Regions from separate parts of the Homo sapiens genome. Here region 1 is linked to region 2. Evidence: chromatin loops called from intact Hi-C (ENCODE). Cell type or tissue: Calu3. All regions are shown on one strand. Each heading gives the region's core, and the rest is flanking DNA. Links, peaks and the distances in the headings are about the cores only.

Evidence for each region. Hi-C counts contacts between places; a loop is a spot of excess contacts. Peaks named below come from ENCODE experiments on the same cell type or tissue, not always from the same donor. Only the 100,000 strongest peaks of a DNase experiment are listed, where the experiment ranks them.
Region 1: it touches region 2 in a loop (13-fold over the local background); 87 of 110 quality-filtered maps call a loop at or near these places.

The regions. Positions count from the first base shown.
Region 1 is chr3:171,041,727-171,058,326 of GRCh38, reverse strand. No RefSeq gene overlaps it. Among named protein-coding and RNA genes, the nearest start is that of SLC2A2, 23 kb to the right of the region's middle. RefSeq lists a silencer at 8,172-8,381. In Calu3, for the core only: a CTCF peak has its summit at 8,317 (motif pointing left); a DNase peak (open chromatin) is centred at 8,306.
Region 2 is chr3:171,556,492-171,573,091 of GRCh38, reverse strand. No RefSeq gene overlaps it. Among named protein-coding and RNA genes, the nearest start is that of TNIK, 100 kb to the right of the region's middle. In Calu3, for the core only: a CTCF peak has its summit at 6,064 (motif pointing right); DNase peaks (open chromatin) are centred at 6,091 and 9,621.

The sequences.
Region 1 (16,600 bases), core at 4,626-12,625, 520 kb after region 2:
GCCTCCCAAGTCCCTACATTACCCTCTTTTACTCCTTCTCATTGCTCAAGAATTTTAGGTTTTGGCTCACTGTTGCTCTCTTTACCACCACCCTGTCATCATTCTTGATTATTTCAATATCCACTTAAGACAGTCCTACAAATACCCTGGCTTCTTGGTTCCCTGATCTTGACCAGTGAAACTTATCATTGCTAATTACTACATCAGCTCCTTAAGTGATAGCAGACAATTCTTATTTGCTCTAGGTAAATCCCATTCAACCTCACCAAATAAAGATCATTGCCCCAGAAACCGAATCCTCTCTTCTGCATCCCCTATTCTATTTCACTGTATTTTGAGTTTAATTGTATTCTGCAGTGTATCTCGCTGTGTTCTGTATGCTGCAGTATCTCCGGTCTTCAACACCCTCCTTGGCCCCATTACCCTGTCTAACTGAAACGGCCCAATAGTCCCATAGACAGTTGTTTTTGGATAAACATAGAAACTGACCCTTTTGCTGTTAAAGCTTGAAACTTGTATTTGTTTTCCTTCAGGCCTCTCAAAAAAGTATCAAAGAACTGGAACTCAACAGATCATAGCACCAGATGCCTTCTTGCCCCTCCTTAGTTCCTGTTTTCTTACACATTGTTACATTTCTTCCCTGCTATATAAATGCCTAGTTTTGGTCAGTCAGGGAGATGGATTTGAGACTAAGCTCCCATCTCCTTGGCCGCAGCACCCGACCAAACCAAAGCCTACTTTCTTGGCAATACTTGTCATCTCAGTGATTGGCTTTCTGTGTGGCAAGCAGCAGGACCTAGACCAAACCTAGTGTTTCGGTAACGTAACTACCATCTTATTTATCTGTTTCTCTTCACAGAAAAACTCTCTAGGGGGAACTGTGTATACTTACTGTCCTAAATTTCTCTCCTCCCTTGGTCTTTTGAACCAACTCAAATCAGGCTTTCATCTCTACCACAGCAGCTCTTGCTAAGGACACCAGCGACCTCCATGCTTTCAAATGCAATGGTTAGGTCTCTGGCTTCATGCTGCTTGAGTTATCTGCAGTCTTTGACATAGTTAATAATTACTTCCTTCTTGAAATGCTTTCTCAGTTCTGGGGCATCTTTCTCATGTTCTCTCACCTTCCTGGCCACTGCTTCTCAATCTCCTTGGCTGACTTCTTGGAGTGCCCCAGTCCTAGGCATCCCCCTCTAAGTGATCTCTCCCAGTCCTGGGGCTTTAAAAACTATACACTTACAACACCCACATTTTAATCTCCAGACCCAACCTCTTCCCTGAATGCCAAATAAAACTGGCATACAATTTAACTAATTTCCTATGAAGCACCTTCATTTGGATGTGTCATTGGCATCTCAAACTTGACATGTTCACCAATCAATACACAGTATTCCTCTTATTCATGGTTTCATTTTCCTTGGTTTTAGTTACCTGCGATTATCTGCAGTCTAAAAATATTAAATTGAAAATTCCAGAAATAATTCCTAAGTTTTAAATTGTGCACCGTTATGAATAGTGTAATGCAGTCTTGCTCCATCCTGCTACACCCCACTCAGGACATGAATCATCCCTTTGTCCAGCGTATCGATGCTGTAAACATCACCTTCCCCTTAGTCACTTTGTAGCCATCTTGGTTATCAGATAGACTGTCATGGTATCACAGTGCGTGTGTTCAAGTAACCCTTATTTTACTTAATGGCCCCAAAGTGCAAGAGTACTGTGCCTAATTTATACATTAAACTTTATCAGAAGTATGTATAGATAGGAAAAAAAATAGTATGTATAGGGTTCAGTATTATCCACAGTTTCTGGCATCCACAGTGGGTCTTCAAACTCCCCCTCAGATAAGGGGGTACTACTGAACTCCCATTGCAATCCTCCCTGTGCCAGTAAATGGCAGCTCTATTCCTTCACACCAGAAAATCTCGTTATCCTTTATTTTTCACTTTCACATACCACATCGAATCCATTTCTTTTTTAATCCTGTTTTCCCTAGTTTCAGAATATATCCACAATCCACTCTGGGTCCAAGCCACTTCTTGCCTGATATGATGGTGTTAAAACATATTCCAGGTTATGCTACTTTTCTGCTAGTCCCTCAATGCCTTCCCATCTCACCTGGAATGTCAACATCCTTACAGTGGCCTAGAAGGGCATTGTGATAATCTGTCCTACTTTTGGCCCCACCTCAGCCGCCACTGCCACTTCTCTGACCTCATCTATTTCTTTTGTCACTTTGCTAAAGTCACACTGGCCTCCTTCCTTCACCCAGAACACCCTCAAAGCATGTTCTGTCTCAGAGTCTTTGTCCTTGCTGTCTCTCAGTCTCAAAACTTCCCCCATATGCCTACATAGCTGACTCCCTCCCTTCAGGTCTCTGTACAAATATTCCTGTACTGTCAGAGACCTGTGTCAAATAACTTCTCATCCCCCCACTCATTTTCTGCTTCATTGCCTTTCACAGTACTTATCACCATATACTTTGCTTACTGGTCCGTCTCCAGTGCTTTGAAGAATGCTTGGCAAATATTAGTCACTCAGTAAATATCTGTTGGATGAAAGAATGAATGAAAATAATAACAGAGCTTTGGAATTTTTTAAAGGGTAAAAAACTATATGATTAATTTCAGTTTCAAAAAAAAAAAAACACTGTCTCCAAAGTTTATATCATAAAAGCATAGGTTTTATGTCATATAGAAAATAGAAAACCCTACAGATTTTCTTTCCTGGAAGGCTATTGTGGATGGAAGACACCGGGCTATGACCCTGGCTATACTTTCTTGCTCCATGAATCATCCTAACAGGCCAAGTTGCAGGAACGTAAGAAGGGCTGTCATATAGAACCATGAGAAAAGCAGTATTTCAAAACTCTTACATTTTTACAGATAATGATCCATTTTAAGCTATTGGCATTGCAATAAATGCAGTTATTGGATGTGGGTGGGGATTCTGAATTTTGTTTTCTGGTCTAAATGTTTAAAAAAACAATTTTTTTTTTCTGAAACAAGAAATAAACAACAGTGAAAGTATCCTCCTGCCAAATGCAGCTTGAAGACAGCCTAATGACATTTGGGTCTTAACAATCTTCCAAGGACAACAATTCTGCCTCCCTGGGAAGCCTCTAACATCTGTATATATTCAGCTCCACTGAATGTTGCATGAAGTTTCATTGTAGAAAATTGACACATGCCTTCTGATTAATCTGTTGTTTCACTCAGTCTTGTAAAGGGCACACCCTGTAGTTTCCATTTGTTCAATCATGTATTTTCCTGCTCACTTAATAAATCTTTTTAAAAAATAAAGAAGGAAGATAACAAAATGATGTCATATGAAGCAATATAACAGTGAAAGAATTTTTTTTTTGGTCCTCATTACTTTTTGTGTCTTTTCACAAATCTGTTGAGATTAAGGATAGTGTGTAATTCATGCTAAATAGCTAGGATCAAGGTCTTCACCTTTCCAGGACCAAAAGCATTTTGGAGTTCCATGGTGCTTAGTTACAGATTCCTGAGGTCCTGTTGAAAAATGCAGGACATTAGTTTCAGGGATAGATGGAAAATATGAAAAAGATGCTAAGAAATGGGACAAGGTGTCACAGTCATTGTGAACAATCTAGATTATCACAAACTCCAGTTAAGATACAAAAACATTTTCAAAGTGAGTTCTCTATATGTGAAAAAAAATATTTTAGGGTGTTGGTTTTCTTTAAAATTGTAACTCAACAGCTTAAATACATGTTTTTATATTTTCATAAGCAACTAAATCCATGTTCTATGACAATAACAATTTGATATAGGGTTATCTCCCTCCAAAAATTAGTCATCTTCATGTCCAAAGTTCAATGTTAATTTACCCATAGTCATGAGGGCAGGGATCAGCAGCATCACGGTCTGATGAACATTTTCAGCACTGTACCCAGTGCTCCATGGATCTCAGGTTATCTTTTATTATTAAACCCATTTAATAAGAGAGATGGCAGTTGAAAAATTGAAGGATTTAGAGCTAGAAGGCATCACTGGAGCAGAAAGAAACAGCATAGCCTTCAGGTCAACTTGATACTCTTCCCCCATCTCATTCCTTCTCACTAGAATAGCCACATTCATAATTGGAAGCCTAGCCAGCTCAGGCCAAAGTTATCATTAGTCCAAGGAAAAATGACCAAAAAGGACAGCATAGTGAGTTTTGTATAAAAGCTCATTTAAAGATCGTCTTATTTGGAGATGGTGTGCCCTCATTTTAGTGTTACAATGTATTTGAGAGCTGATGCTGATAATAAATGGCTATTTTATTAAATGCTCTAGTTTGGCAAAATTAAAAGTTGACAGTTTTGTTGTTCTTCACAAGATTTGGGGTTGAGTGGGTGTATTATTAGTCCATTTCATTACTACTGATAAAGACATACCCGAGACCGGACAATTTACAAAAGAAAGAGGTTTATTGGACTTACAGTTCCACGTGGCTGGGGAGGCCTCACAATCATGGTGCAAGGTGAAAGGCACGTCTCACATGGCAACAGACAAGAGAAGAGAGCTTGTGCAGGGAAACTCCCATTTTTAAAAGCATCAGATTTTGAGAGACTTACTATCACGAGAACAGCACAGGAAAGACCTGCCCTCACGATTCATTCCCTTCCCACCAGGTCCCTTCCAGGACACATAGGAATTCAAGATGAAATCTGGGTGGGGACACAGCCAAACCATATCATTCTGCACCAGGCCCTTCCCAAATCTCATGTCCTCACATTTCAAAACAAATCATGCCTTCCCAACAGTTCCCCAAAGTCTTAAGTCAGCATTAACTCAAAAGTCCACAGTCCAAAGTCTCATGTGAAACAAGGCAAGTCCCTTCCACCTATGAGCCTGTAAAATCAAAAGCAAGTTAGTTACTTCCTAGATGCAATGGGGGTACAGGCATTGGGTAAATACAGTCATTCCAAATGGGAGAAATTGACCAAAACAAAGGGGCTACAGGTCCCATGCAAGTCCAAAACCCAGCAGGGCAGTCAAATCTTAAAGCTCCAAAATGATGTCATTTGACTCCATGTCTCACAACCAGGTCATGCTGATGCAAGAGGTGGGTTCCCATGATCTTAGGCAGCTCCACTCCTGTAGTTGTGCAGGGTCCAGCCTCCCTCCCAGCTGCTTTCATGGGCTGGCATTGAGTGTCTGTGGCTTTTCCAGGCGCACAGTGCAATCTATTGGTTGATCTACCATTCTGGGGTCTGGAGGATGGTGGCCCTCTTCTCACAGCTCCACTAGGTGGTGCCCCAGTAAGGACTCTGTGGGGGCTCTGACCCCACATTTCCCTCCCACGCTGCCCTAGCAGAGGTTCTCCATGACAGCCGCACCCCTGCAGCAAACTTCTGCCTGGGCATCCAGGTGTTTCCTTATATCCTCTGAAATCTAGGTGGATTTCAAACCTCAACTGTTGACTTCTGTGTGCCCACAGGCTCAACACCACATGGAAGCTGCCAAGGCTTGGGGCTTCCAACCTCTGAAGTAACAGCCCAAGCTGTACTTTGGCCTCTTTTAGTCACAAGACGAAGGGCACCAAGTCCCTAGACTGCACACAGCAGAGGGACCCTTGGCCTGGCCCACAAAACTATATTTTCCTCCTAAATCTCTGGGCCTGTGATAAGAAGGGCTGCCCCAAAGGTCTCTGACATGCCCTGGAGACATTTTCCCCATTGTCTTGGGGATTGACATTTGGCTTCTCATTACTTAGGCAAATTTCTGCAGCGGGCTTGAATTTCTCCTCAGAAAATGGGATTTTCTTTTCTATTGCATTGTCAGGCTGCAAATTTTCTGAACATCTATGCTCTGTTTCCTTTTAAAACTCAATGCCTTTAACAGCACCCATGTCATCTCTTGAATGCTTTGCTGCTTAGCCAAATACCCTAAATCATCTCAGTCAAATTCAAAGTTCCACAAATCTCTAGGACAGGGGCAAAATGCTGCCAGTCTCTTTGCTAAAACAACAAGTCACCTTTGTTCCAGTTCCCAACAAGTTCCTCATCTCCATCTGAGACCACCTCAGCCTGGATTTCATTGTCCATATCATTATCAGCATTTTGGTCAAAGCCATTCAACAAGTATCTAGGAAGTTCCAAACTTTCCCACATGTTCCTGTCTTCTGAGCCCCTCCAAACTGTGCCAACCTCTGCCTGTTACCCAATTCCAAACTCACTTCCACATTTTGGGGTATCTTTTCAGCAGTACCCCACTCTACTGGTACCAATTTATTCTATTAGTCCATTTTTACGCTGCTGATAAAGACATACACAAGACTGGGCAATTTACAAAAGAAAGAAGTTTATTGGACTTACAGTTCCAGATGGCTAGGGAGGCCTCACAATCATAGCAGAAGGCAAAAGGCACATCTCACGTGGCAGCAGACAAGAGAAGAGAGCTTGTGCAGGGAAACTCCCATTTTAAAACCATCAGATTTTGTGAGACTTATTCACTATCAAAAGAACAGTACAAAAAAGACCTGTCCCCATGATTCAATCACCTCCCATCAGGTCCCTCCCACAACACATGGGAATTCAAGATGAGACTTGGGTGGGGACACAGCCAAACCATATCAGTGGTGGAGACTTCAGTTTTCTTGTTGAAATTTTTCCTAGCTAGTAACATCTAAAAATATATGGTAACAACTGCTGTAGAGAACTTTTACAAAAGTCCAGACCTTATTTCAGTATAGAAATATACTGCCCATCTCAAAAATTGATAGGAAAAAACCCAAGAGCATCACCCAGCACTGGAAACAAAGCAGACACCCTGCCTAATGTCCATGATTTATATTTATTTTGCTGGCTTCATCAAGTAAGTGGAATTTAAGAAAGCTCTATAGGCTTTAGTGCCATCACAGTGGATATGCTGTGAAACAGACGACACAGCGAAACTCAGAAGTCATAAGCTAACTGCATCCTAGTCACCTCATTTACCAAAAGAATTCATTCCCAATTTTTAAAAGTATGATGAGTTCACCTCCTATCTACCTCAGAAACAGAAAAGCAACAAAAAGTTTAGTAACAGTTTTAAATAAAGCTGCATTTTATAAGCCACATTCATTTTTAAAATAATTACTATACATATGAATCATTTATTTAGGCTACAAACAATGCCTGGTATACAGATGGGGTGTTGGACCTCTTGATATATCACCCAATCCCTGGTCTTAGACCATGGTTTGGAAAATTTTTAACTGTCAATATTTTCCCTGAGAATCCCCTTTTTGTTTTGGTTGTGTTTTATGGCAACGTTTTAATGTGGATAACATGTTAATGGTCATTGTTTCAGCTCATTTTAATATGGCTGCCCTTATCACCTTTAGATGTCAGAGAATTCAATATCATCATCGTATTTTTTTTTTTACCTGTTTATATGCCATCTTATTTTTTAAAACATTTGAGGCAGCTATAATCTGGCTTCTGAGGAGCCACTAAAGCAGTATGTACTATCTACGTGAAGGAAAGCAAAGTAGCCATTTATCTATCAGCTGTCTATTCTATAACAGGCCTCATACTGGATGCTGAGGCAGAAAGAGGTGATGGAGAAACGATCTCCCTAGGTTGCAGGGGACATGAGGAAGGCAGGAGACATGAACAGAGATAATGACAAAGAACAGAGTCAGTCATTTGATAGAGGATTTCAAGGATTGCATGGGACAAAAATGAAGGGATATGGCCTTCATAAGACATTGGGAGAGGAAAAAAAAGAGAGAGGCTTTCCAGCCTGAGGGAGAGACTTGAACAATGGCACAGAGGAGTGGAAGAGCATGTGGGTACAGAAATGGGAAATCATTCAATATGGCTAGAGAAAGTGCTAGTGGAGCAGGAAATTTGACTACATGAATGTTGTCAAAAGACAACATTACAACAAATTTAGTTTAAAGATCTTAATTGGCTTTCATTATCAGTTTTAGAATTGGGCAGCCCTCACTCAAGACCAGAACAGGTTCAAAGAACTCTGGGCCTGCAAACTGGTCAGATGACATTATGGACAGAAAACAACAGTGACAGCTTACCAAGTGTTTTTCCTTACTTGAATCAGCTGGTGGCCAATCAGTTGAAATTAAACTGCTGTGATTGCCTAAGATTCAGCCACGTGTTACAAGAGTATATTCCTAAGATAGGCCTTCAGTCAATCTATGTACAAAACCAGGTTTCAGTTTGCCATGTAAAGCCTCAAGCACAGAGGTATCCTCAGGCTTAAACTCAATTGAACAACGTATAGCATTCTCTCTTGACTCCTATGCCCAACCTCCTGACATATGCCACAGGGCTTTCCTGATTCAGCCGGGCCTGACCTCTGGTGGGCAACGTTTGTAACACCATTTGTTAGGAATGGCCAAAATTACCATATGTTGGTATGGTAGCTCCCCACCTCACCCCCACTCCCCAACTTCTTTCCCCGTGAGTGAATCATTTCGTGCATATAATTCTGGACATCTTTTTAGTTGCTTCCTGTAGAACTAATCCTTCAAATGTCCTTACTGAACCTCGGCTTTGATGCATGAAGCTATTGTGTGGTCCTACTAACCTAAACTTTTCTGATCATACGAATCACCTGAGTGCTTGTTACTAAGGCAAACTTCTCGACCATCCCCATCCTGCTGTGAGCAGGAATGTCATTTTGATGCCCACAGTCCTAGACAACCCGCAATCACAAATTTGAAGGAAGACTACACGTCTGGAGTTTTTCCTTCTGCTCTGAACAATTCTGCATTTTTCCAGCCTATATAGACATCAAAAGTGTGTCCAAACAACCACCTCTTTCTCATGTTGTACAGGCATCTTAGTGGCCATCGTTTGTCCCAAGTAGTGCTTTTAGAAGAAAGGCTAGAGTCTGCTGGACCAGCCACTGGGGCCATCTGGCCCACTGACTTTGCTCCTCATCTACACTTAAACCTCCTGGATGGGCTTCATCCTGCGGGGCACACCCCTCCTGGCAGCTGGGAGCTCTGCTGTCCATCACAGGCCTGAGTTTCCTCAGAGATTCTATACTGCAACATGTTACCTCTGCTCAGAAGACTGCTAAGGACACATGACACCTACTTGCTCTTGTAGGCAGATCATTTTCTTCTTTTTTTCTTGAAATATCTTTAAAAAAAAAAAAAAACCTCCCTGAAAGGCACATTTTATTGCTATCATTTCTGCCTTATTTTCATATACTTTGCTTACTTATATTGCTTTTAACTGTTTTTCTTTTTTCATGTTTACCCCCTTTTGATTTTCAAACATTTATTTTTACCATCCTTTTTATTGTCTCTTAGTCTTAGGTTGAGATAAAATTTATTACTACTTATTTACTAACACTTATTTTTTATACATGTCTTCTTCTGATTTCTTTTGGCTTAGCTATTTACTGTTTTGCACTTGCTTTTGCCTTTCTCTCTTATTTGATAGCTGTCAATTCCTACTTCTTTGTGACTTTGAATTCTTCATACTTCACTTTCCTTATTCTTTGAGTATTTTATGCTTAAATTTCTCAACTCACCTTTGTATGTTACCTGTTTTTAACCCTTTTCCTCTTTTTATTCACATTTTATCTATAAGTTTTTGTTGTTGTTGTTGTTGTTGTTGTTGTTGTTTTTGAGACGGAGTTTCGCCCTTAGACCCAGACTGGAGTGAAGCAGCACGATCTTGGCTCACTGCAACCTCCGTCCCCCGGGTTCAAGCGATTCTCCTGCCTCAGCCTCCTGAGTAGCTGGGATTACAGGCACTTGCCACCATGCCCGGCTAATTTTTGTAGAGACGGGGCTTTGCCATGTTGGCCAGGCTGCTCTCAAACTCCTGACCTCAGGCGATCCACCCACCTCTGCCTCCCAAAGTGCTAGGATCACAGGCATGAGCCACCGCACCCACCCTATCTATAAGTTTTTAATCTATACTTAAGTTCTTTTTTACTCTTAAGTTTTTGGTTTGTTTCATTGGTTTTATCTATTCCTTGCATGTTCTAATTATGCTTTAATCAGGTATGCTAATTATTTTTCATCATATTTTAAATTTTTTCTCCCTAATTTTAATTTTAATTTAGAGCTCATCCTGTTTAACTGCTTCCTTTTATGAATGGAGACATGGAGACTAGGAGAGAAATAACTTGCTCAAGAACTTGGGTTGGGGAGTTGTGGAATCTAAATAAGAAGCCGGCTCTTTTGATTACCAGTCTAGTGTTTTTTCTACTGAACTACTCCAATAATAATGACTGGATGAAGAATAATGACTCTTCTTTGAAATAAAGAAAACCTGAATAGCATCTCACCAAAGAGCATTTAGTCCCTAAGACATTAAAATCAAGGGTGTAAATGTCAGTGACAGCACCCTGGGAAAGGCTGTTCCTTGGCCTTTAACTAAAAGAAAAGGTGAAAATAAAGTGAAAAAGAGAAAGTTAAGAAGTGGGACATTATTCCTGAAATATATGGAAGAATAAAATCTTAAGTCAGAGCTTGATGACCCTAAACAAATCGCTCTCCAAGCATCTGTTTTCTTCTTTCTAAAGTAGGGGTAATGAGATCATTCCTGCCTGCCTCACAATTGTGCTGTGTTTCCAGATCAGATCTTTGTAAACTTCGTACATAGTTGTTCTTATAATATGCCCATAAAATCCAAGGGAAAGTTTAGAAAATACTTACGTAAAAAGAATATCATTGTTAGTTTTAAAACAAGCTTGTCCCACCTGCAGCCCCGAATGGCTTCGAATGCCGCCCAACACAAATTCATAAACTTTCTTAAAACATTATTTTTTTTTTTGCGATTTTTTTTTTAGCTCATCAGCTATCATTAGTGTATATTATGTGTGGCCCAAGACAATTATTCTTCCAATGTGGCCCAGGGAAGCCAAAAGATTGGACACCCCTGTTTAACTAATGTACAATATATATCTAGAGAGAAAAATAGATTATAGATATAGATATACACCCATACACTTGTTGCCTATGCCACTCTCAACACTCATAATCATACTGTCCCTTCTTCCCCTTTTTAAAAAGCCAAATTACTTTTTATTGGCTGTCTGTTGTTTGATGCATATTTCCATCTGGTACTTTTGTGTTTATATTCCTATTATATACATTTTGACCTGTATTGAACTGCTTCCTTAAGCTTTAATGGTTAAAAAAAAGCAATATATAAATCAATATATATAATCTATAAATCAATATAACTGTACCTCAATGAAAGAACACCCATCTTTAGACTCAAATTTAGCCTAACCTATCAAGTTTCTGTGGCAAAGCCATGGTTTCTTCCCTAACCTGTTTATTCGTCCTACATTCCCACTAACATTCCAACTATAGCCCTAGCGGGAGTTAACAATGACAATCAGACAAAACATTACCTTGTGCATCTGGCATTTGAGATGCTTTTCTATTTCATTACCCAATAAACTTTTCAAACAACAATCTTTCAGTGCTTTGGCATCTGGAGCAGTTATCTCCTTGTCAGAGCTGGCTCTGCAGTAGCAAATTAATGGATTATAATGCTACGTGAATTTTCACTTAGCAAGAAATCTGTAAGGACACTGCATGAGTTAGGTTGGGTGCTCTGTCAAGGGAACGAAAGATCAGGTATGCTTTAATGTTAGGGCTGTGTCCTGGCTGGGGCTATAATCACCACAGATGAACTAGAATAGAATGTCACTACAGATACTTACCTATGGGAACACTCAGAATTTTTTTTTTTTTTTTGAGACAGAGTCTCGCTCTGTCGCCCAGGCTGGAGTGCAGGGGCGCAATCTCAGCTCACTGCAAGCTCCGCCTCCCGGGTTCACGCCATTCTCCTGCCTCAGCTTCCCGAGTAGCTGGGACTACAGGCGCCTGCCACCACGCCGGACTAACTTTTTATATTTTTAGTAGAGATGGGGTTTCACCATGTTAGCCAGGATGGTCTCGATCTCCTGACCTCGTGATCCGCCCGCCTCGGCCTCCCAAAGTGCTGGGATTACAGGCGTGAGCCACTGCGCCCGGCCTAGAATATTTCTTTTTCTTTGCCCTTTAGCATAAAGCCACAGACCTACCCCCTTACCCTTGCTGTGTTCTTTTACTATCCTGAAAGCACAACATTGCATATCTACAAGGAACTTAGAGCGCTCAGAGACCACAGCCCCAAGTGGCCTTCATTTTTTTTTTTTTTTTTTTTTTTTTTTGAAACGGAGTTTCACTCTGTTGCCCAGGCTGGAGTGCAGTGGCACAGTCTCGGCTCACTGCAAGCTCCGCCTCCAGGGTTCACGCCATTCTCCTGCCTCAGCCTCCCGAGTAGCTGGGACTACAGGTGCCCACTACCACGCCTGGCTAATTTTTTTTTTTGTATTTTTAGTAGAGATGGGGTTTCACCGTATTAGCCAGGATAGTCTCCATCTCCTGACGTCGTGATCCGCCCGTCTCGGCATCCCAAAGTACTGGGATTACAGGCATGAGCCACCGCGCCTGGCCAATTTTTTACTCTAATTTGAATCACTGAAAAAAAGGAAAGGACTGCTTCCTCTCCCCACCATCCACCACAAAGTACTTGATCAAATCCACTTGCTCTGCTCCAACAGAGGAGGTGACTTTAAGGTGTAAGGGAGAGGGAAATTCTATTTTGTCTTACTTTTACTAGTCTTGCCACTGACTCTCAATGTCTCTGAAAAGAGCCAGAATGCCTGAGTCAACAACTTGTCCACCACCGAGTTGCACCATCTGCTTGTTACAGTACATTCCTGGAACTCCTCTGTGTCTGACAAACAGCTAACACAAGAATCGCTTCTCCCTGACACTGCTTCTTTTATTGGTGACCTATTGGTCAACAACATGGACCAACATTGTTTGTTAAACCTCAACAATAACCTCATGATCTTCGATCCCACTTTTTATGTCAACTTCATAAGCCTCCCTCAGCACCCTGCAAATCAGCAGTAACTGGTATAGAAGGCAGTGGTGGAAAATAGCACAAACACTATCTGAAAATGATTAACCCACAGACATTAAAGACACACAAACTCAGAAAGATGACCTGCAGAGCACTTGTGGTCATTTCGGCACATTTGATTGAAAAATGGTTAGAGGCCGGGCGTGGTGGTTCATGCCTGTAATCCCAGCACTTCGGGAGGCCGAGGCAGGCGGATCACGAGGTCAGGAGTTTGAAAAATGGTTAGACAGAGAATCTTAATAGATTTAATTTAAACTGAGATGACTCAAGTATTGCAAACAAAAATTTTCTGCATGAAGCAGCACCATTCAATTTAGATTGAACCGCCCTGTGATTACTTAATTAGGACAGTGTTTGCTGAAACACTGCCATAGATACACGTGTCAAAGGAATTTGCCACAGATTGTCAAACCTCCACGACATAATAGTACAAATCCAGGGGACTGACCACTCAGTAAGTGGCCCCTAGCTCCTTTAATGAAAACTGCCTTTATTGCCAAATATCATAAGCTCCAGGACAAAAAAAAAAAAAAAATAGTAGAGGTCGCCTGGCTAGTCACCCCAGAGGGTCACAGGACCCCATATTAATTTTTGGAGAGGATGTTAAATTAAGAACAAAGAATCATGGAAACAGAGCAGAAAAACAATAACAGCTGATATTTACAGGTAATTACTATGTGCTGGGCTTTGTCCTAAGCAATATATCCCCACTATCATATTTAATCCTCACAGCAATCCCATGAATCAGATGCTATCCCCATTTTGCAAGTGAGGACACTTAGAGATTATTTACTTTGTTTTACAGATAAAGAGCAGAGTGGTTAAGCAAGACTTTCCCATAATCAAATAGCCCAACCCTTGCAGAGGGAGGACAAAACCAGGTCTCTTGACCCTAGTCTAGTGCTCCAAACCCTCGTGAATATGAACTCCATTTTACAAGATGCTTTGGGTTCAGAAGAGATATAAAACCATTCTAAGAAGGGTACACTTCTTCCTTTCCAAAGCCATAGTCCACAAGGTAAGGGAGTCAACCAGAATCATCTGGCCTGGAAGAAGGAGTAACACAGCTGATCTTTTTCTCATGCTGTCTCTTAAACAAGCAAGGGTGCTGGGAAAGGGTATTCAGACATCTGAGCTTGGACTGAGGAATTGGACATCACTTGTATACAGACTTCATGGCGTACTGAGAAGAGCAAACTAATAGGAAGCTTCTTGTGAAGTAATGAAATAAAAACCTCATCATAACAGAAACCAGTGAAACAAGTCCAGAAAGTTCAAAGAGGATGGTGAATTGGAAACATACTCACCAAACCAAAAACAGAGATGACCTCTGAGGATGCATCTTGTCAAGGGGGCAACAGAGGTTCATTTTAGTTTTATCTGTACTTTATAAAATTTTCCCAGTGAGAATGGCCTCATGTATTTGTGTTTAATTTGCTATTAAAATGAAGTAAATATTTTGGAAAGGAGAAGTAATTAAAAGGTAGGAACGGCACCTACTCATATATAAGCTATTAGGTAGTTTTCCATCTGGTACCTGTAGCCCCACAGTGGGTCAGTGGAAAGCTGGAGTCACCACCCCTTTCCATGACAGTCGCAGAGACCAGGGTTGCTTCCTTTGCCTTGCACCTGGTGGACAGAGGTCTGCCTTTGGGATGTGCTCAAGAGGGCCCACAGAATCTATAGTCAACAATAATGTAGTGTACACTGAAAAATTTGTTAAGAGGATTGACCTCCTGTTAAGTGTTCTTACTACATTTTTTTTAAAAGAACATGATAAAATGCCAGCAGCTCTGTAATGGCACTAATCAAATAGTAATTTCTGTTTCAGAAGTTGGTCATTTATTTTGCCAGTCTTACGTTCAAATTAGATGAAGTTTAATATACTGTAAAATTCAATGTATTCTGTCCTTTTCAATAAATATGGCATGTGTGAAAATAACTAGAACGCTTAAAATGTTAAGCAATCTATTTTTTGTGTGTTTCTTATGTAAGTTATGGCCCAAGAGTTTAAACACAGGAATAGCAAACCTTTATTAAGCTGTGGCCCTTAATAAAGGCCACATTAATTGCTACATTAATTTTCTTCTATTAACTGTAATTGAGAGGAAGGCAAATCTTCCCCAATGAGTGTTGTAATTTGTGACTTAATTTTCAATAAAGCTACACTGAGACCATGGGGGAGAAAAAATTTTCTTGCTTCTCTTCCCATGTAATATGCCCTCTTTATATAGAACATTATAAGACTTAATTTCTTAATTTGGATTTGCATCATTTACCAGATCAGCCTTAGGTTTGTGTCTTCTGTGTATGTATGTATATAAGTATATATGCATTCATTCAGCAAGCCAGCAAGCCAGCCAGCCAGCATAAGACTCAGAAAATACTTTTATATCCGGAGATGCATGTTGTTCCTTAGAGTAAAGAAGAGTCAAGTCTTTTTATTTCCTTATTTTTCCCTTGCTGTAATCATCACTTCTCTTTATATTCTGTCTTTGCATTCTGCATCTATTATTGTATTATTCACATATTACAGCTCCTGGATTTCTCATTTTCTAAATGTTTTCACTTGTTTATTTTTATTTTGTCTATAAGATATAACCTCCCATTTAAGCCTTCAAAACATTAATAATTATTTAATTTTTATTAAAGTAGATTTACATACATTAAAATCACCAGATTGCTTTAAAAAGAGAGAAAGAGAGATCTCAGGGGCCTCTTATGTAAATCGGGTTTAGTCACCTTCTATTGTCTGAGTCTGTCCAGGTGACCACTAAGATAGCCAGAAGAATCCATGAATTCCTTAGTAATCCACCTACATAGTTCCAATGAATTGACTCAATTCTAGGTAAGTTTAAAATGAGGTGGGGCAGGGGGGAAGAAATAAAGGAAACAGGCCTATTTATTGGGGGCCACAGACAGAATTGGTATCAACAACCAGCTCCATGTTCTCCCCTCTTAGTTCCAGCACAGGACACTCTAAGGTTCTAGCAGGCTCCCCACTGCATGGATGTGGCTAGAGATACAGCTCATGATGCTCTCGGACCACAACTTCACCTCCCTGGACCCCTACCAAGGTTCGCTGCTGGGGGAACTCCAAGAGGTCAGTATAAGTCCCAGAGTGTCACCTACACGAAACAATATGCCAGCATCAGCAGGCTCTCCCAGAGACCCAACCTCCATTCTTTTTGGTGTCCTTTCTCTCTCCCCTTCCACCCAGTGCCCCACCCAACTCACATTCACACTACTGTCAGACAAGTTATCTTCTCTTTACCAAATCCTATCCCTCAAGTCTACACATCAAAGCTCACGCTTTAGTTGTTATTGGCTTATTTATCCCTAAGATCTACTCTAAGAAATCAGGATCTATCTAATTGGCCGGACCCAATGGCTCACATCTGTAATCCCAGCACTTTGGAAGGCCCACACCTGTAATCCCAGCATTTTGGGAGGCCGAGGCAGGCAGATCATGAGGTCAGGAGATTGAGACCATCGGTAAAACCCCATCTCTACTAAAACTATAAAAAATTAGCCAGGCATGGTGGCACATGCCTGTAGTCCTAGCTACTCGGGAGGCTGAGGCAGGAGAATCACTTGAACCTGGGAAGCGGAGATTGCAGTGAGCCCAGAGTGTGCCACTGTACTCTAGCCTGGGTGACAGAGCAAGACTCCATCTCAAAAAAAAAAAAGTAA
Region 2 (16,600 bases), core at 2,805-10,804:
AAATTCAACATGAGATTTGGGTAGGGACACAGAGCCAAACCATATCAGATAGCAAAATGTTAGGAGAGCTTATCTCTAGGTGGCGGTCTTATTTCTGCTTTTATTTTTCTTCTTTATGTTTTCCTGTCTTTCCAACATTCTTATAACACTTTCAGAATCAAAATTACAGGGTCTGTTAGTTACATTAGATGATGGAATTAGATATATGGGATAGCAGTTGGAAGTGCTGGCCTTACAAAGCAACTAGGAATGGTAGAGTTCCAACTCAGACCTGGCTTTAGTCTTTGTCCCAATTCCTGTGTCCAATCAACTCTACCAGGGATTGCTGGGCTGCCTATTTACCTCTCACACTGTCTCCCCTCTTGCTGTAAGCCAGAAGGCCTTGCCAATTCTTAGGGGGTACTCCAGACTTCTTCCACAAGGCTAACAAATGAAAATTAATGCAGCAAAAAAACCAGTTATTTGTTTATATTTTATTTTGTTTTTCATTTCAATAGGTTTTTGGGGAACAGGTGGTGTTTGATTACATGGAATAGTTCTTTAGTAGTGATTTCTAGATTTTGGTGCACCCATCATCTGAGCAGTATACACTGTACTCAATGTGTAGTCTTTTATATCTCACCTCCCAACCCTTTCCAGTCTCCAAAGCACATTGTATCATTCTTATGCCTTTGTGTCCTCATAGCTTCACTTCCACTTATGAGTGACAACATATGATGTTGGGTTTTCCAGTCCTGAGTTACTTCACTTAGAATAATGGTCTCCAATTCCATCCAGGTTGCTGTGAATGCCATTTTTTCATTCCTTTTTATGGCTGAGTAGTATTCCATGTGTGGGTGTACACACACACACACACACACACACACACACACACACACACACACATATCACATTTTCTTTATCCACTTGTTGAATGATGGGCATTTGGGCTGGTTCCATATTTTCACATGGGCTGGTTTCATATTTTTGCAATTGTGAATTGTGCTGCTATAAACGTGTGTGCAAATATCTTTTTTATATAATGACTTTTTCCTCTGGGTAGATACCCAGTAGTGAGATTGCTGGATGGAATGGTAAATCTACTTTTAGTTCTTTAAGGAATACTTAGGAATATACCTACCAAGGAGGTGAACAACCTCTACAAGGAAAAGTACAAAACACTGCTGAAAGAAATCATAAATGACACAAACAAATGGAAACACGTCCCATGCTCATGGTTGGGTAGAATCAATATTGTGAAAATGACCATACTGCCAAAAGCAATTTACAAATTCAATGCAATTACCATCAAAATACCACCATCATTCTTCAAAGATCTAGAAAAAAGAATCCTAAAATTCATATAGAGCCAAAAAAGAGCCCTCATAGCCAAAGGGAGACTAAGGACAAAGAACAAATCTGGAAGAATCACATTACCCAACTTCAAACTATATTATAAGGCTATAGTCAGCCAGGCACAGTGGCACATGCCTGTAATCCCAGAACTTTGGGAGGCTGAGGCAGGTGGATCGCTTGAGACCAGGAGTTCAAGACCAGCCTCACCAACATGGTGAAACCCTGTCTCTACTAAAAAAATTACAAAAATTAGCCAGGCATAGTGGCACATGCCTTTAATCCCAGCTACTCCGGTGGCCAAGGCATGAAAATCACTTGAACCTGGGTGGTGGAGATTGCAGTGAGCTAACATCGTACCACTTCACTCCATCCTAAGTGACAGAGTGAGACCCGGTCTCAAAAACAAGAACAAAAACAAAAAGGCTATAGTCACCAAAACAGCATGGTAGTGATATAAAAATAGGCATATAGAACAATGGAAAAGAATAGAGAACCCAGAAATAAAGCCAAATACTTACAGCCAACTGATATTCGATAAAGCAAACAAAGACATAAAGTGGAGAAAGGACACAAAACAAATGGTGCTGGGATAATTGGCAAGCCACATGTAGGAGAATGAAACAGGATCCTCATCTCTCACCTTATACAAAAGTCAACTCAAGATGGATCAACGACTTAAGTCTAAGACCTGAAACCATAAAAATTCTAGAAGATAACATCAGAAAAACCCTCCTAGACATTGGCTTAGGCAAAGACTTCATGACAAAGAACCTAAAAGCAAATACAACAAAAACAATGATGAATAGATGGGATTTGATTAAACTAAAAAGCTTCTGCACAGCAAAAGAAATAATCATCAGAGTAAACAGACAACCCACAGAATGGGAGAAAATCTTCACAAACTATGCATCCGACAAAGGACTAATATCCAGAATCCACAAGGAACTCAAACAAATCAGCAAGAAAAAACCAAACCATCCTATCGAAAAGTGGGCTAAGAACATGAATAGACAATTCTCAAAAGAAGATATACAAATGGCAAACAAACATAGGAAAAAATGCTCAGAATCACTCGTGATCAGGAAGATGCAAATGAAAACCACAAGGTAAGACCACCTTACTCCTGCAAGAATGGCTATAATAAAAAAATTAAAAAATAAAATAGATGTTGGCATGGATGTGGTGAAAAGGGAATACTTTTCACTGTTGGTGGGAATGTAAACTAGTACAACCACTATGGAAAACAGTGTGGAGATTCCCAGCTAGATTTACAAAGAGAGGACTTCAAATAAGAAAACAAAAACCTGGCAAGCAGTCCCACTCCCAGTCTTCTGACATTTGAGGAGGATGGGTATAAAAAGAAGAAGAGCTTTTTCAGAGTGGGTGGCACGAGGTAGCATTAATTAGCTAAAACAAAAATCAGAGCACGTTTCTTTCCCAACCCTATATAAATCAGTGGAAAACCTGTTGTGTTAGTGCTCCCAAACAATCCGACTATCAATTTTAGATATAGTATATGCTCCTGTTTCTGTAGAAAATTTAACTTTCTATCAATTGTTCAGAAAAAATGTGACCATGAAGACCTGATAGTCCTTAGATTAAGGTTCTCCCAGTCTTTTTTTCAACTAACCCTATAAAACAGCCATCTATGTCAGCCGCCTATTGTCAGAGTAATGCCGCTTGACAATTTCAAAATCCAGCAGCTTTCAACAGCAATCCCTTATTCTTGCTTGCGTATCTGTGGGTTGGCTAGAGGTCAGCTGATCTAGGCTGAGCGTGATTCCAGAACTGTTTCATGTGGCGTCTCTCTTCCTCCTCCTCAGACCACCAGGCTGACCAGAGTATTTTCTTCTCATAACAACGGCAGAAACAAAGACAGCAACTGAAAACACAAATGCTTCTTAAGGATTAAGCCTGGAACTGGTACATGGTCACTCTGCTCGCATCCTATTGGCCACAGGAAGCAAAATATTCAAACCCAACATCAATGCCTCTAGTGGAGGAATTCAAAAGCCACATGGTAATGGCTGTGCCTACAAGGCTATAAAAATTGGAGCCAATAAGTCAGTATACCAAAATGTCTAACATGGTTGCTATTCCCTTACAGTATATAGCACCAAGTCAATAGTTATCTGGTTTGCTCTAAGATATCTGTAGCACTCTGAACTCATCTGTATTTCTTTGTTTGCATTCTTCTGGTGACAAACAAGCACATCTAATAACTGCTCCTTCCTCAGATTCTGGTTTTCCTCAACAGAAAGATTTCTGGAACTCATTCTGACTTCAGCCTTCTTAATATACTGCTTGGGTGAATATAAAAGCAGTTCATGGAAGATTCATCTGCCCTGCACCAGATGAAGTAGGAGCCTTCAGTTTTATGGGGGGGGGGGGGGGGAGAAATTCCCTGATTTAAATATTTTTAAACATGCTGTTTTATTATTTTAGATATGATGGCTTTGTTGAATCTCTGATATATTTTCTTGCAACAGAATATGTATCTCATTCCTTTGTTTTCCCAGAGGCTTAATACAGCTCTGGCCATGTGTTCCTAACTACAAATCAAGGTAGATATGCTGACAAGGAGACTTTTTAAAATTGGCAATTACTGCATTTGACATATTGTCTATTACTGATCATTTGTATTCTTCATATTTCCTCTCACAAGGTATTAAATTTTGATTAAACCCAAGGACCTCTGACTGTCATCCATTAATAGGGAGAATTCTGTAGAGTCCTAGACAACATTTTTATATGCAAAATGAGTTAGTAACCTATCATGCTGATTGGTCCAGTGTGGATCCCCCTAAGTCCTAACCACTCCCTTGAGATTAGCACTAAATCTTTCCACCAGCCTACAACATTCTGGGTGACAAGCAATATTTTTTAATGAGGTTCCACTTACACAAACATTTTTATCATCTCTGAAGAAAATTTATACTTCTTTTTGCCAGAATCTCAGGCCAGAAACATCCAATGAAATGATGTAAAAGGTTCTCAGGAATAACAGAAGTCAATGTCACTGTTCCTGGGTTTGTCAAGCACAATCCAATCTTACAAAAATAACATCAGAACTCACTGTGTGCCAGGCCATATGCTAAGTGCTTTCCATAAAGCATCTTAGCAAATCCTCACAACAGCCTTGTGAGATAGGTACCATGGCCTCCAGGGATACTGATGAGAACTTTGACCTTGCAGTCCTTATAGATATTAACAGAGCCTGGATTTGGACTCAAATGCATCTGACCACATAGTTTATTTTTCACTTTGAAATGTCCCCTTCACCTCTATCTTCATGATGGGGAGAGATCATAATGGTACTTCAATCTCCAACCTCAGATGTGTTACCAAGGTCTGCATCGGCTACATATTGTATTGATCCAACATTAAGAAACACCTTAAAAACTGTCATCAAATACTGCTAAACTATCAGAGCAAATCCTGAATAATTTTCCCCATGCTTCTTCTGTGTCTCTGGAAGAATACGATACCAAGAACTCCTTGGTTCCTGGGTACACATTGAATCCGGGGCCCAGGACCCAGATGCCTTTCCCTTAGGCATCTCCTGATTGTTTATTCTATTTTTTTCTCCTCAATACACATAATTCATATAATCACCCTTCTTCCACATGTTTTATTCACTTCCCTGTTTACTAATTAAAGTTTCTTACTTAGAAAAACAACTTCCATGCAAATATTCATAGCAATATTTTTCAAAATAGCAAAAAACTGGAAACAACCTAAATGTTCATCAACTGGTGAATGGACAAATATAATTGGTATATCAATACAAGGGAGTACTACTCAGCAATCAAAACGAATGAAATACTGATAAATGCTGCAACTCAGATAAACCTCAAAAATATTATGCTAAGTGAAGAAGCCAGATGCAAAAAAACCCCACACATTTTATTATTCCATTTATATGAAATTCCAAGAAAAAGCACATCTATGCAGACAGAAAAAACTCTGGTGACTTCATGGGGCTGGGTGAGAATGGGGATTAACTGTAAAAAAGAGAGACTCTTGGCTGGCACAGTGGTTCATGAGTGTAATCCCAGCACTTTGGAAAGCCAACACAAGAGGATCGCCTGAGGTCAGGAGTTCAAGACCAGCCTGGCCAACATGGCGAAACCCTGTCTCTACTGAAAAATACAAAAATTAGCCAGGCGTGGTGGCAGGTGCCTGTAATACCAGCTACTAGCTGTAATACTAGCTACTCAAGAGGCTGAGGCAGGAGAATTGCTTGAACCCGGGAGGTGGAGGTTGCAGTGAGCCGAGATCATGCCACTTCACTCCATCCTGGGTGACAGAGCAAGACCCTGTCTCAAAAAAAAAAAAAAAAAGAATCTTGTTGGGGGGATAAAAATGTTCTAAAACTGGACTATGGGGATGGTTGCACAACTCAGTAAATTCACCAAAAACTATTGAACTGCACACTTTAAATTAGTTAATTTTAGAGTATATAAACTGTACCTAAATAAAGTTTAAAAAATAATCCATGGATAATAATTTTTGATCACATAAAAAACTGATCAAATTCTTTGGACAGTAAGCCAGCGGAAAAATTGATTTTTTATCAGTACACTAAAGGTAGAAATTCCTACCTCAAAGACAATTATTTGGATATCAAATCAGATATTAAAATTTAAGTGTTTTGAAAACTGAAAAACGGTTAATTGATGAAAGATTCCTTAGGTTCAGTGGTGAATGGAAATTATCTCATTCTGTCCTCTAGGTGGTGCTAGAATCTAAAAATGAGCAGCCTCACGGTAAATGCGGCAGCTTTGTACAAAATTACCTTTCTTTAATAGGTGACATCCCTAAAGGGAGTTCTCAGTCCAATTGTCTTTTAGTCCAGAGCCTTCTCCTGAATTAACCTCAGGATAACAGACATCCAACTTCAGTTCCAGTCTTCCAGCTATACTGATAATTTTTTAATTTTTAATTTTGTGTAGCTTCCTCTTTGTCCTGTTGAGCCATTCATCATCCATTTCTTTCCACTTTTATGAAAACTGTAGTTTCCATCAAAATTTACCCTTCTTTTTAATTGCATTTTCAATACTCTTAGTACTTAAGTGGGGATGAGGGAGTTGATTTGTCAGGCCATTTGTAAAATCAAAGGAAAGCCAAATATTGGGAGGCCAAGGCAGGCGGATCACTTGAGGCCAGGAGTTTGAGAGCAGCCTGGGCAACATCGCAAAACCCTGTCTCTACTAAAAATACAAAAAATCAGCCAGGCGTGGTGGCACATACCTGTAGTCCCAGCTACTCAAGAGGCTAAGGTAGAAAAATTGCTTGAACCTGGGAGGTGGAGGTTGGAGTGAGCCGAGATCATGCCACTGCACTCCAGCCTGGGTGACAGAGTGAGACCCTGTCTCAAAAAACAAACAAACACCCAAACATAGCAAACAATGGCCACATCAGTGAAGAAATTCAGCTGAAGTTCCCCTGCCTGCTCCTGCCATCTGTTAGTGGTAGGAACAGCTGATGTGCTATTACTTTGCTATGTGATGTCCAGTTTTATATATATGAAAGTTCATGCATAAAAAGTTGTAATAAGAGCTTTGATATCATGTTCAGGAGTTCAATGTGAGCCTAGCCCTATTTCTGTACCAAAAACCCCATAGATTTACAGACTGTCTTTTTGCCCTTTATCTGATGGTTTCCAAAAGCATTTGGATCAAGCAGGACAGCCAAGAGTCCACAGCACAAAGCATACTGGCCCTGCTGTACAGCAAGAACATAAAGTGTTATTATCTGAGCCCCTGGGCTTCCATATTAAGCTAATGAGTGGCAGGGCTGGTCCCTCAAGGGAGTAGGAAACTTGAAGTTTGTGTCTCATGATATGTCTTGCAAAAGGAAGCTTACAGAAGCAGCATGCAAACATGCACTGAAGAGTTGTGCAAACAGACAGCTCATTACTGAAAATTCCTCACTGGCGAAAGTAATTTTGCACAAGGGGAAGGGTTTGAAAAACAGCTCTTGCCTCCTGAAGCCCTTTCTGTGGTGGAAACAAATCAGCTTTTAAAATACAATACCATAGTGGCTTTAAAAAGTGGTATTTAAGCAGCATGAAAATAGCCTACGAGAAATTAATGCAAAATCAATTCAGGCACATAATTTACATCTGCTGTGTTACCCAGAATGGCTCTCTTCTATAACTGGAAATCTATGGACCTAATTCTGGGATGACTGGAAGGAGTTTTATATCTTTTGGGATGTAGCCAAACAATCTGTCACCAGGAGGAAAATCTTGTAACCCTTAAGGGCCAGCAGAAGCTAGGGTCCTGTTGTTAGAACAAACATACACTTAAAATTAACAGCCAACAAAATAGGTGGTGTTCACAGGTCTAGACCTTTAAATCCAGCCCTGTGCCCAAACCTGCAGTCTTTCCACACTCATCAGGCTCTGTCCTTCCTAAATATAGTTCATGAGCTGTTTCTGCATTGAGAGTTGACAGTGAATGTCTGGAGGAGACACAATCAACACAATCAAACTCATTGCTGTGCTGGACCTGGCATCCTGGCTTCTCACTGAATCAGTGGGCAAACAGAAGTCCCGCAGTGGGTCTTCCTCTCTATTTCCCATCCCTGCGCTGGGTATGATGCTGATTCAGTTCATCAAAACCATGTGAGTTAATTTGCACAAAGTACACTTCAAGTTCCCAGTTTTGAAAGTCATTATAACGAAAGAGAACAAGAAGGAGCATCCCAGGAGTGGGAGGGGAACGAGAAAAAGATGACCTCAGGAAGTCTTGGGAAGTTGTTAGAGTTTCAATAAAAGGGAATTTCAAGGAATAGGAAGTTGGTAAGCGTGTCAAATGCCACAGGGAAGATGAGTAAGATAAGGACTCCATGTGCCCATTAGGCCCAGCCTTGAGGGCAGCACTTGGGGATGCAGTTGTGTGGAGTGAGAGGGGAAGTCGGGGGTTGAGTGATGAGACAAACAGACAAAGGTGCCTGGCTGCCTTCTCTTGTAAAGAGAGATGGGAGGGACATTGCCATGTGGAGGCAATAAATAGGAGAGAAGTTTTTTTATACTGCAAACTTTTTAAAATAATACTGCCTGCCTGTATCCAGTGCTGAAATCATAGACCGGGAATTCTTATCTTGACTGAGGCACCATCTTCCTGTGAATGGAGTCATAGTAGGTTTTCGATACATATTTGTAGGAAGAAGTGAATCTGCAATCTTGGAACTGGTTATATGCAGCTTATGTTGAAAGCAGGAATACTTTTTAATCAGGTTGAAAGATTTCCACTCTCTTCTTTTTTAAGGTTTTGCAGGTCTCAGTTGTGTGACCTGGGACTAGTTGCTTCACTTCTCTATGCCTCAACTTCTTCATGTATAAAAGTGTAAAAGTGCATAGTGTATGTACATATAAGAGTGCATATGGCGGGGCGCAGTGGCTCACACCTGTAATCCGAACACTTTGGGAGGCCGAGGTGGGCGGATCACGAGGTCAGGAGTTTGAGACCAGCCTGACCAACATGGTGAAACCATGTCTCTACTAAAAAAACACAAAAATTAGCCAGGCATGGTGGTGTGGGTGTAATCCCAGCTATTCAGGAGACTGAGGCAGGAGAATTGCTTGAACCTGGGAGGTGGAGGTTGCAGTGAGCTGAGATCGCACCAGTGTACTCCAGCCTGAGTGACAGAGCGAGACTCCGTCTCAAAAGAAAAAAAAAAAAAGAGCGCATAGTTCAGATTAAGCAGATTACACTATTTGTTATTATTATTATTACTTGTTATCCTGGACCAATGGGAGACAAGTATTATCTGTACTATAAATCTAAATAACTTGGAAAATATTTTTGTACAAGGGGAACAGTTTAAAAAACAGCTCTTCCCTCCTGAGGGCCTTCCTGCGGTGAAAACAAATTGGCTTTTAAAATGTAACACCATAAAACATCTTTTAAAATGCCAAATACAATACCAAACAAGTTTTTTAAAAATAAAATGAATCTGACAGCGATGGCTTGCCTAATTGTGCTTGTGAAGGAAAGAAACCACAGCACCATGTCAGGGTCACAGCAGCCCACCTGTACCAGGGCTGTGTGGCTCTGGAGGATGGAGTGGGGAGACAGCTCACCTGTACCAGGGCCACTATGGCTCTGGAGGGCCAGTGGGGAGACAGCCACCATGCTGCAGGAGAGGCCCAGAGGGAGGGCCTGGGTGTGTGCAAGCCCAGAATAGGCCTCTGGTAGCACTCCAGGAAATCTTGACCAACTCCACGGCAGGATCTTGTCAGTGTTCTTGCACCGTGAGGATCCGGGCAAACCCCCAGGGGGAGCCTCCAGGCTGCATGCCTCTGTCACAGTGAGTGACGAGTCCTCTCACCTGTACCCATGATGAGGTGAACTGAGGGAGTTTCTTGGGAAGTACCCTAAAATGAGACAGAGCGGTAATCTTACAGAAGCAGGCTCTGTCCGTGGCATAGAGGCAGGGGTGCTCAGAGGTTACTGCCCTGCCTCGAGAATCAGGTGGGTCTGGTTTGAAATTGTGGCCTCATCACTTAGCTTGGGCGAATCACTCAACTTCTGACCCTCAGCTACTCATCCGCCAAATGTAGTTAATAATAAGGCCTGCCTCCATGTACACCTACGTAATAAACCTGCACGTTCTGCACAGAACTTAAAATTAAAAATCCCAGCACTTTGGGAGGCCTAGGCGGGCAGACCACGAGGTCAGGAGATAGAGACCATCCTGGCCAACACGGTGAAACCCCATCTCTACTAAAAATACAAAAAAAATAGCTGGGCGTAGTGGCGCGTGCCTGTAATCCCAGCTACTCAGAAGGCTGAGGCATGAGAATTGCTTGAACCCGGGAGGCGGAGGTTGTAGTGAGCCAAGATTGAGCCACTGCACTCCAGCCTGGCAATAGAGCAAGACTCCATCAAAAAAATAAATAAATAAAATAAAAAATAAGAAGAAGGAGAAGGAGAAGGAGGACGAGGAGAAGGAGAAGAAAAGAAGAAGAAGAAGAAGAAGAAGAAGAAGAAGAAGAAGAAGAAGAAGAAGAAGAAGAAGAAGGAAGAAGAAGGAAGAAGAAGGAAGAAGAAGGAAGAAGAAGAAGAAGAAGAAAGCAGAAGAAGAAGAAGAGAAGAAGAAGAAAGAAGAAGAAGAGAAGAAAAGAAGAAGAAGAGAAGAAGAAAAGAAGAAGAAAAGAAGAAGAAAGAAGAAGAAGAAGAAAAGAAGAAGAAGAAGGAAGAAGAAGAAGAAGAAGAAAGAAGAAGAAGAAGAAGAAGAAGAAGAAGAAGAAGAAGAAGAAGAAGAAGAAGAAGAAGAAGAAGAAGAAAAGAAGAAAAGAAGAATAGGGCCTGCCTCAAAGATGATGGGAGGATTTGAGGAGCTAAGGCGGGGTCTCAATGTTGGGCCCACAATGGCTATTTTTTTCCTTCAGTCAGCAGCTCTAGCTCCTGCCATCCTCTACTTTTGTCCTTCACTGAAAAGCAACATTTCTAAATGTAACTTCCAATTCCTGATGTTTTGTCAGCTTCTAGGGAGAGTAACAATTCCCTTCCTTGTTCTCACAAAGATCCAGGATTGAAGTTGGGGAGGGTTGGTGATAAAATTGTTTTTCTTCTTTCAAAAAGTCAAATACTAAGTTCATGTGTCTCTTACTGGTTTCTCTTTGACTCATCTTAGTGCCTGACGCAAATTGTGTATTTCCTGTCTCATTCTCTTTATCTGAAAAATGGGCTTTATTTAATCATTTTCCCTCCCTGCCTTTCAGCACAACCTCACTGTTTTGAGACCTACAATCTATAAACTGCATTCAAATGTTCTGCTTCCAATTCTGCCTTTCAGGAGATAGTCTAGATTCCATTCCAGTATTAAGGAATGGGAGAAATCATTCTCCAGTAGTATCATTGGAGAACAATATCATAGAGCTGTGGTTCTCAATTTGGGTGACTTCGCCCCTGAGGGGACATTTGGCAATGTTTGGAGACATTTTTGGTCATCACAGCGGGCGGTGCGGAAGAAAGAGGATGCTACTGGCATTTAGTGGGTAGAAGCCAGGGATGCTACTCAACATTTTGTATTACACAGAACAGCCCCACAAGGAAGAATTGTCTGGCCTAAAATGCCAATAGTGCCAAGGTTGAGAAACCCTGCCATAAAGGATTTCAATGTGTGAATTTTCCTCAATCACTTTTTCTTTTTCCCTTTACATTGTTGTCCTTAGTTTCAGTTCTCATCCTCTCCTCCCTCATCCAGCCTCTCCTCCTCTCTCCTATCAATCTTTCTACTCCCTCCCCTTCTTACTGCTAAGTTATTTTTCATTCTCCCTACCTTCTGCTCTATCATTGTTTAATGTTCCCTCCAAATATTACCATCGTTTCCCATTTAGTGACCCTCCCTCAAAATTCCCAGCCTTTGGAAAATATTCTCCAAATTGTCATTCCAGCTTGGTCACTAAGTAGCTGGATAGCCCCTTGGGCGAGTCGCTTCACCTCTCCAGGCCTTGGCTTTCTCCCTGTAAATGGACATAGCACTAGATGATCTCTACAGCCCGAATTTGTGATTGACAACTGTCTTGGCAATTTGAATGACTAACAATCCTACAAGAAATATCAGCGTGAGAGAGGGACCCTGTTAAAAAAAAAATGCACTAAAAGCTCATTGGTATACAGTTAGAAAGAAAAAGATGTTTATGCAGGTGTGTGAGTATATGGAAATTCAATCCTGCCAAGGCAGTTGAAGGTAAGGTAAAATAAGTAGGTGGCTAACATTTTCAAAGAAATCTATGGAAAAATTAAATAAGCTAAAACAATATTGATTTCAGCCTTATTTATAATAATAATAATTGGAGACAATATAAATAGCCAACAATTGGAAATTGAGAAAAAAATCATGGTTTTTTATATGATAAAATACCATGCAGCCATTAAAAATAATAATTATGATCTTATTAATAACATGGACAATGCTTACATGCAGATTGCAAAATTATATGTAGTGTGTACTCACATTTACTCATACTCATATTTAGTAAAAAAGGGTATCATGACCTGTAGTGAACATATTTATTTAAATTAAATAATTTTGTCTTTTTTACTTACAGGTAATATATGTTTATTTGTAAATAATTTCAAAAACTCAGATAAGAAAAGGAAAATAAAATTATCTGTAATTCCACCACCAGAGTTGACCCCTGAGACATGTTTGCCTTTTTTCATTCATTAAAATAAAAATGGGGCTATACTGCTTTTGTAACCTACATTTTTTTCCTTGTCATTAAATAGTCCTCTGCAAGGGCATTTATATTAGTTGCACAGTATTCCTTTGTATCTGTACTGGATTTAACTTGGGGTGGGAAGATTGGGGTGGTAAATAAACTTTTAAAAAACGAAGAATATGGGTTAACAGCCAGCAACCTGGTGGACCTGAACTATTGATGCTTCTCTTCATTAGTAATCAATGGACTCTACATGAAGCAGATACTTCAGTAATGTTGGCTTGTTAGCACCTATCACAGAACCATACGTTGGCCTGTTTGGGTGGGGACCATGGAAGGAAAGACCTTTCCCTCCCACTCCACCTCCCTATTAAATGGGTGAATAGGGTCTTCACCTTCCCACTAACCTATAACCTGTATATTTGGTTTGATCAACCCAGAGCAGGAGAATCACCTGTGTGTGTTCCCACTCTCCTCCAATCTACCCCCACTTCCTTGCTGCATCTGGTTGAACTGAAGGGGCTGTCCTTTTCCCAAACCCTTTCTCCAGAATGTTGGGGGCAGGGGGCTCCAGGCCCTGTTTGCCATCAGGTTCCCATGGCACAGGCTCAGTCTGAGACGTTCCTCCCTCTGTGATTCAATGCCAAGTCTGCATTCTGCTTTCGTGTCTGGGGATATTATGATACCAGATTTATCTGGTTAAAGAAAAAATGCTTACCGGCTCATTTCTTTACTGGGGCACAATAGCTACTCTGAAAATCCTCTGAGGTTCACAAAAGCCTTATCTCCAAGATCAAAGCCTCAAGACCCGCAAGGATGGCTGCTCTGGTCAGGCCCACCTGATCACAATAAAATTCCACCGGAGTCAAAACTTTGCTTTGTTTTCATGCCTCCGCCCTCTGAGTCCCTGTCCCATCCCTTCCCAGCAGGCAGAAAATACCGGACAAACTAATTTTCCCATGTTCTTTGGAGATTCAACATGATGGCATTTGTAAAGAGAGGTATAAAAGGGTGATGCTTAATCCAAAGACATGACAGGGTGACTGTGGGGCCTTGGGTGTCCCTGAGGGGCTGTTTGACCAACTCGTGTTTCCACAGCTTTCCGCTGGGGATGCATCCTCTTCATTCCCACTGGAAGGGTTGGAGTAGGGAGGAAACCAAAATTCACTGAGCCCCACAATGTGCCAGGCAGGGTCCCAAGTGCTTTCCACATTTATTCCTCACAACACTGTTCACTAGGCATTGTTATCTCAATTTTAATATAGAATCACTGAGACTTCAAAAAGTTAAGTCATTGGCCCAAGGGGCACAGTCAGGATTTGAACCCAGGGCTGTTGATTTCAACATTACATTATAACCTTCCCATAAGACAAGGACTTATATATTTTTAAGAAAGAAAAAAGTGGGGGAGGGCAGCCGAGCGCAGTGGCTCACACCTGTGATCTCAGCACTTTGGGAGGCCAAGGTGGGCAGATCACGAGGTCAGGAGTTCGAGACCAGCCTGCCCAATATGGTAAAACCCCATCTCTGCTAAAAAACAAAAATTAGCTGGGCATGGTGGCACCCGCCTGTAGTCCCAGCTACTCGGGAGGCTGAGGCAGAAGAATTGCTTGAACCTGGGAGATGGAGGTTGCAGTGAACTGAGATTGAGCCACTGCACTCCAGTTTGGGCAACAGAGCGAGACTGTTTCTTGAGACTCTGTCTCAAAAAAAAAAAAAAAAATGGAGGAGGGAGCCTAAATGAGAGACATTCTGTGCTGTGACTTATCTGTTAATACAAATGTCTTTGCATGCAGTAAGCATTTTTACCTGAGCCCTTTTGCCCCAGGCATTGTGTATCCTATAGATTTAAAGGACAAGAAAAGTCTCCTCCAATCCACGTGTGTTGGTTGCATATTGCCTCTTCTGCCTTCCTTGTCCCTTTGCGGTTGCTTTTGTTCAGTCACAAGGGTGAGCCACAGAGCACCTGGAACAGCAGTCCTGAAAGTGTGGTCCCTAGACCAGCAACCTTGTCATCTCCTGGAAACATGCTGGAATTTGATTTCTTAGTTCCACCCCAGACCTGAATCAGAGATTCTGAGAGCGGGGCCCACAATCTGCATTTTAACAAGCCCTCCAAGTGATTCTGATGTGCTAATGCTTGAGAGCCACTGACCTAGAGAATGTCATTGGCATAAATCCTTGGCTCCATGCCCCCCCATCCAGTTTGTTGCTAAGCTTTGAGAATTCTGCCTCTGCCTCCTAGTTGGGCTGTCATTGTCCTACTTCAGGCCCTGTTAACTCCTACCTGCATTGCACCAGTAGCCTCCCCACCTCTCATCCCTCATTTTCTTCCAATCCATGTCACCCTTTGATACCATATCAGCTCTGTGCTCTGATGTTGCCATGCAACTGTTGGAAAAAAATTCCAACTGCTTAGCTTGATATTCAAGATCCTCCAAACTATACATCCCACTTTCATTTTTAATCTTATTTTATACTTACCCTTCCCTGTTTGCACCCTATACTCAAGTCTACAAAACTGCTTACTGTTTGCCACAGATTTGAACTTTCTCACTCTGGGCCTGGAATTGCCTCTCACTCATCCCACCACATCATTTAGGGTCCAGCTCAAAGACTCCTCCATGAGTCTTCCTTGAACATTCAAACTACAGAATCCCCCTCTTCTTCTTCTTCTTTTTTTTGGACAGAGTTTCACTCTTGTTGCCCAGGCTGGAGTGCAATGGTGTGATCTTGTCTCACTGCAACCTCCGCCTCCCTAGGTTCAAGCGATTCCCCTGTCTCAGCCTCCCAAGTAGCTGGGATTACAGATGTATGCCACCATGCGCAGCTAATTTTGTATTGCTTTAGTAAAGACAGGGTTTCACCATGTTGGTCAGGCTGGTCTCGAACTCCTGACCTCAAGTGGTCCACCCCTCTTGGCCCCCTAAAGTGCTGGGATTACAGGCATGACCCACCGTGCCCAGCCAGAGCCACTGCGCTTGGCCCCTTTCTTAAACTTATGTATAATTTATCTTTACTTCTCTTAGGGCTCTTATTAAATTATATAATATGTTTGCTTGTAAACTTGGTTTGTCTCCCTTGCTACTAGGTGTTAAGGAGTGGAGCTGTGTCTTTTTTCATCTTTGCATCTCCTACAGTATCATGCACAGTGGCAAAGCTTAATGCATAGTAGTGAATGAATGAATGAATGAATGAATGAATGAATGAATTGGATAACCTAAAAAAACCTGAATCCACAGTATGGACTCAGTTATGTTGGATTCATGTTAAAAAACTGATTTTCCACCCCTTATTTTTCTATAAGTTCTTATCAAAATTAATGATATTATTGTTATTTTTCTAACAAGGTATTGCCCATTTTATCTCCTTTCAAAACCAGGCCAGTTAGAAAGCACAGATTACAATATTATCAGGGATAACGGTGTCAGTAGAAGCCCATAGTTGCTCCCACAGTATCTGTGGCTTCAGTAGCAAAAAAGGATAAGAAAATTACATATTTTGTTGCTAACCTTCACCTTGAACAGCGTAATGGATAGCCAAACCCTAGCAGTTTCTCTTGCTAAGAATAAGGCAGAAACAACTCTCAAGGAAATGCTTTCTGGAACTTTGGAAGTCCCCAGTTACAGTCATTGGCCTGGCTTGATTCCAAAGTTGGGAAAGAGACTGCTCAGAGAAAATCACCTATATAGGTAGTGAAATACTTCTGCTCCGTTTTGATATCCCCATTCATTGAAGATCTTCCTCCATATGGGCTAAAAAGGATGACAGACGAGCATTTTTCAGGTCCTCAATCATCAAGCATGTGTGTTCAGCACCAAACAGAAACCAGAGCGGCAATCCCAGGTTTACCTTGCAGCAGGAAGCCTGTTGCTATGGAGACACAGATGTGCCTCCAGAGCAGTCATGATTCTGGCAGGTTTTAAATGTCCTTAGAAATCCAAAAGTTAAAGATACAATCTCCCCAATCACAGGCTATGGATTTCTAGCTCTGTGGGGCTTACCTTGCATCTTCTCTGTCACTTCACAATTGTCATTTCTCATGAAAGACTTTGTAATCTTTCTGAGCACTCACTTTTCAAG